Linked DNA regions of Homo sapiens: region 2 is linked to region 1. A link is an interaction called in ENCODE POLR2A ChIA-PET data of the cell type or tissue named here. Cell type or tissue: OCI-LY7. All regions are shown on one strand. Links, peaks and the distances in the headings refer to the core of each region. The heading gives the core; the rest is flanking DNA. Region 1 has its middle 16 kb from the start of PDGFRA. Region 2 has its middle 160 kb from the start of LNX1-AS2.

Region 1 (2,916 bases), core at 114-2,613:
AAGCAATACTTCTGTTTCAGCCTCCCGAGTAGCTGAAATTTCAGGTGTGCACCACCACGCCCAGATAATTTTTATATTTTTAGTAGAGACGGGGTTTCAACATGTTGGTCAGGCTGGCCTTGAACTCCTGACCTCAGGTGATCCATCTACCTCAGCCTCCCAAACTGCTGGGATTACAGGCATGAGCCACCACACCCGGCCAAAAATAAGACTTTATGTTTTAATAAGGGTACCCCCTGATTGCTGTGTGGAGAATGAATTGCCAAAGGCAGGAGTTGATGTAGGTAAGCAATTGGAAGGTGATTCCTTGAGAGAGGAACCTCTTGAGATTAGGTGGATGCCGTGGAGCAACAGAGGAGTAGACAGATTTGAGAGACTCTTGGAAAGTAAAAATCAATAAAACTCGCTATTGGCTGGGCACGGTGGCTCACGCCTATAGTCCCAGCACTTTGGGAGGCCAAGGCAGGTGGATTGCTTGAGGTCAGGAGTTCGAGACCAGCCTGACCAACACGGTGAAACCCAGTCTCTACTAAAAATATAAAAATTAGCCAGGCATGGTGGTGCACGCCTGTAATCCCAGCTACTCGGGAGACTGAGGCAGGAGAATTGCTTGAAGCCAGGAGGTGGCAGTTGCAATGAGCCAAGATCATGCCATTGCACTCAAGCCTGGGCCACAGAGTGAGAATCCGTCTCACACAAAAAATTAAAAATTAAGGCCAGGCGCAGTGGCTCACACCTGTAATCCCAGCACTTTGGGAGGCCGAGGTGGGTGGATCATGAGGTCAGGAGATCGAGACCATCCTGGCTAACACAGTGAAACCCCGTCTCTACTAAAAAATACAAAAAATTAGCCAGGCGTGGTGGCGGACGCCTGTAGTCTCAGCTACTCGGGAGGCTGAGGCATGAGAATGGCGTGAACCCGGGAGGTGGAGCTTGCAGTGAGCCAAGATCACACCACTGCACTCCAGCCTGGGCGACAGAGCAAGACTCTGTCTCAAAAAAAAAAAAAAAAATTAAAAATTAAAAAAAAATTAAAGTGGCTGGGCGCGGTGGCTCACGCCTGTAATCCCAGCACTTTGGGAGGCCGAGATGGGCAGATCACGAGGTCAGGAGATCGAGACCATCCTGGCTAACACGGTGAAACCCCGTCTCTACTAAAAATAGAAAAAATTAGCCGGGCGTGGTGGCGGGCGCCTGTAGTCCCAGCTACTCGGGAGGCTGAGGCAGGAGAATGGTGTGAACCCGGGAGGCAGAGCTTGCAGTGAGCAGAGATCATGCCACTGAGCTCCAGCCTGGGCGACAGACCAAGACTCCATCTCAAAAAAAAAAAAAAAAAAAAAAAAATTAAAGCTTGCTATTGGCCTGAATGGGAGTTAAGAGAAAAGGAAGAAGAAAGTAAACTACTAGATCTGGAGTCTGGGTTACTGAATGGTGGTGTTATCATTTGAGATGGGAAAGTCTAGGGGATAATCAAGCTTGGGTAAAAATCTACAGTTCAGGACTCAAGGCTTCCCATCATGTCTATTGGTGCAAGGCTGATTTTAGAGGAAATGGAGAAAATCAAAATGACTCAGAACACCTATAGCTTTGCCAGCTTTGACAAGGACTCTCTGGACAAAAAGAGGGAACATTCACATTCTAAAGAATTTTCTTCCCAGGATTTCACAGTCTCTCCTCCAACTCTTCTCCACTCCTTTAGCTCTGGATCTGACAAGCAAACTCCTGCCACCAGAAAAGTGGTGAGGATATCCTTGCATTCCTCTCTCTGCCAGAAAGTGGAAAATTCCCGTGTCTTCTTTTTAGGTCAGAGAGTGTTGCAATTAAAGAGAAGACTTTTCCTAGGATAAGAAGGTAAGGAAACAAAAGTACCAACCAGAGAAAACAAAGTGGAAGGAAAACGAAGAGTGTTTTCTGAGCTGCCGGGGTTCTGACCCGAACAACACAATGTTGAAAGAGCTGCGATGCTGGAGCTGCAGGGTGCAGGCGGGGGTGTCCAGGGCAAGGCAGGAGAGGGCGTCGGGGATCCTATATTATATGGTAGGCATGGTAGGTTCTGCAGAGGATTCCGGCACTCAAGCTTATAGTCATTGAACAACTTTGAATAACACAGTGTGGTCTGCATTTCAGAAGGATCCTTATGGTAAGATTGTGGGGGGTGAGGAGAAGAGGTGAAGATTGGAGTTGGGAGATGCAGTTAGGAGGCTGTGACCATAGTCTGGACAAGAGAAGGCAAGGACTTGAACTAAGGCCCTGGAGGCAAGAAGGAATGAAAGAAAGACTTGGTGCCAAGAATGATTTGGGAAGTCAATCTGGAGATTTCCCAGTTTAGGGAACTGGGCAGATTCTGATGGGGAGGGGAATGGGCTAGTCAAGGACAACGTCCAAGCTGAAGGGACCCTTGGAACTGTGACATCAACAACTGAGATAATACAGGACAAGAAGGAGGTTTACAGGAGCTTGAATAGGATTTGTTGACTCCTATGATCTGGTGAGAGCCTAAATCCTGTTTCTGCAAAAGTCGTCATTGTTCTGGTCAATCGATGCCCCACCCAGGCACTGAGTCACTGGTTCCATGCATTTGTTCATATGCTAATTTGTTCATAAAGTTCTGGGAAATTACTTTCTATTTCTTATCTCCTTGCTGTTTCTTCCTGGTCACCAAATACTCAGCCTTGCACGTAGAAGGTACTGTATCCAAATTACCTTTTGAATTTAGTGGCTTTTATACAGTTTGAACCATAATGCTAGGAAAAGGACACAGGAAGCCAGGCGTGGTGGCTCACGCCTGTAATCCCAGCACTTTGGGAAGTGGAGGCCAGCAGATTGCTTGAGCTCAGGAGCTAGAGACCAGCTTGGGCAACATGGCCAGACCCCATGTCTACAAAAAATACAAAAATTAGCCAAGTGTAGTGGCAC
Region 2 (2,916 bases), core at 322-2,821, 460 kb before region 1:
AGGTCAGGAGTTAGAGGCCAGACTGGCCAACATGGTGAAATCCTGTCTCTACTAAAAATACAAAAATTAACCGGGCATGGTGGCACACACCTGTAGATTCAGCTACTTAGGAGTCTGAGGCACAAGAATCGCTTGAGCTTGGGAGGCTCAGTGAGTTGAGACCACACCACTGCACTCCAGCCTGGGTGACAGAGCGAGACTCCGTCTCAAAAAAAAAAAAAAAAATACAGTGGATCTCAGAATAGGAAACCCCGTCTCCCAGACTAGCAGTGTCAACGTCACCCAGGAACTTACCAGAAATGCAAATTCTCAGACCCCACCCACACTTACTGAATCAGAGACTCTGGAGCTGGAGTCCAGCAATCAGTGTTTTAATAAGCCCACCAGGTGATTCTGATGTGTATTAATATTTGAGAACCACCGGTTTAGAGAGATATAAATTTAAGACTTGGTTTTTGGCAAACCATTTAATCTGTGCCTCAGTTTCATCATCTGTGACGGCTGCACCTTAATGATAACTACCTTATAGGGTTGTAGTGAAAATTACATAATAAAATCAGAGTAAAGAGCATATAAAAGTGCCTTCCACAGAGCATTCAAAAACTTTTTTTCAATCACCTCTTAAGACTTAATACAAATTTAAGAGACCAGTGTTTTTAAAGAGTTTAGCATAGTAAATATCAGGCACATAATAAATAGTATGCCCTCAATAATGCTAGCTATGGTATCAGTGGTAGTGGTAGTAGTAATATAACATTTAACACCTATATTGTACTTACCTTGTACTACGCATCCTTATAAGCCCTTTTTATGTTATGTTTTAACACTTAAAACCACTCTATGAGATAGGTATAGAACAATTATCACCACTTTTGAGCTGAAGGAACCGAGGTACAGAAGGTTTATTTCCAAAGACTACTTAGCTATTCAGTGATAAAACAAGGATCCCAAATCAGATCATTTCATTTCAGAGTCTGTGTTTTTAGGCACTAATCTGGAAAGATACAGAAGACAGAGAGAGAGGGGAATAAAAAAAGGGAAGGGGAAAGAGACTATGCCATTTTATACTATAAATTTTAAAAAGAAGTCTTTTTTTCCAAAAATGGAAACCATAATATTGCAGAATTTGCAGCCAAAAAAATGATGAATGGTGTTGCCTCCAGCCCGAGGTTCCAGGGAGGGGGAGAAAAATATCCAGCCGAAGCCCCTGGGAGTAGTGGGGGTTGGGGGGTTGGCCTGTTCTGGGCTTACATCTTTTTCACTGGTAATGATCTGGGAGGCAGGAAAACATTACCTGTCAGTGTCATTGGAGTTGGTGCTGTTGCAAAATAGCAAGATATAGAAAAGAATCAAATACTGAGAACTTAGAAATCTTGGCAGACTTGGGCCAAAATGTGCAGTAACATAATGCCAAGGGGCCTTGAAGGAGGGGACAGGGGAGAACAGGTGAAAACTCAAAGTTCTTTCAGTCTGCTGTCACACTGTGGACAGAACAGCTGCTGCTCCCCCCAAGAGCCAAGGTCACCGTGGGTAGAAATTGGAGAGGCAATGCCCAAAACGTGGGGAAAGAGACAAGCCCCTTTTCCTTCTTCCCTCCCAGCCTGCAGGGGCACACCTGGAGTATGGCCTTTTGTAAGTTCAGGGAGACCTCAAATATAACTACATTTTCTAAATATGTCAGGGAAAAGAAACTACAAAAGATTGAAGTAGAGAAGAAGGAAATTCTTAGGTATGAGAATTATGTAGGCTGGGAATGACTGGAAGGCAGCGAGACCTATTGGTTAGTGTAGGATAAGGTGAGCAGGAGAGTTTCAATTCAGTTCATCTGTATACATTACATGCCTACTATGTGTTAATTACTCTTTAGGTTTTGGTAAAATAGAGATAAAGAAAACATGGTCCTGTCCTGAGATGTTGCCAGTCCAATGCAGGGGGAGAACTGTAGATAGATAATTACATACACCACAAAAAAAAATGGCCATAAGAGGATGTCCTGAGAATACAGAGCAGGGGTATGTAACCCAGTCTAGGTACAGAAGACAGCAGCTATCAGGGAAGCCTTCTTGGGAGAGGCAGTGCTTGAGCTGAGTCTTAAAAAGATCAGGCGTATATCAGTTAGAATGCTTTTGGCTGCATGTAGTAAAAACCTAAACTCAATAGCCTTACATGATAAAGGTACTTATTACATAACATAATATAGAGTCTAGAGATATTGCAGGCTCATTAATTCAACAGTTGGACAATGTTATAAAGCAGCAGCTCCCAATCTTTTTGGCACCAGAGACAGGTTTTGTGGAAAACAATCTTTCCACAGGCTAGGTTGCAGGATGGTTTCGGGATGAAACTGTTACACCTCAGATCATCAGGCATTAGTTAGATTCTCATAAGGAGCATGCAAACTAGATCCCTCACGTGCACAGTTCACAACAGGGTTCGTGCTCCTTTGAGAATCTAATACTGCCACTGACCTGAAAGGAGGTAGAGCTTAGGTGGTAATGCTTGCTCCCCCACTGCTCACTTCCTGCTGTGTGGCCCAGTCCGTAGCCCAGGGTTGGGGACTCCCGATATAAAGGACCCGGTTTCTTTCATCTCTGTTTTGCCTTCCTCCATGTATTAGCTATGTTCGCAAATTGCTATCCCTCGTGGTCATAAGATGGCTGCAAAAACTTCACACATCACATCTGGACACACCTATGTCAAGAGAAAGAAAAGGGTACTTCCCTTTCTGTTTCTTTCTTCTAAGGAAGTAAACATTTCTCAGAAGCCTCCTCATGACTTTCCCTCATATCTCATTGTCCAGAATGGTTATTTATGGCCACACCCAATCCATTCCCTGGGGAAACAAGGAATAAAACCACCCTAATTAACTTAGACTGTTGAGATCCACCACCCAGAAGAATGGTTATTTAAACAAAG

The links. Peaks named below come from ENCODE experiments on the same cell type or tissue, not always from the same donor. Only the 100,000 strongest peaks of a DNase experiment are listed, where the experiment ranks them.
Region 2: POLR2A ChIA-PET joins it to region 1 with 5 read pairs; 2 of 35 experiments call an interaction of 5 or more read pairs at or near these places.

Annotation. Positions count from the first base shown.
Region 1 is chr4:54,211,473-54,214,388 of GRCh38, forward strand. No RefSeq gene overlaps it. Among named protein-coding and RNA genes, the nearest start is that of PDGFRA, 16 kb to the right of the region's middle. In OCI-LY7, for the core only: no CTCF peak of the experiment used is centred there; no DNase peak of the experiment used is centred there.
Region 2 is chr4:53,749,523-53,752,438 of GRCh38, forward strand. No RefSeq gene overlaps it. Among named protein-coding and RNA genes, the nearest start is that of LNX1-AS2, 160 kb to the left of the region's middle. In OCI-LY7, for the core only: no CTCF peak of the experiment used is centred there; no DNase peak of the experiment used is centred there; H3K27ac peaks cover 216 bases.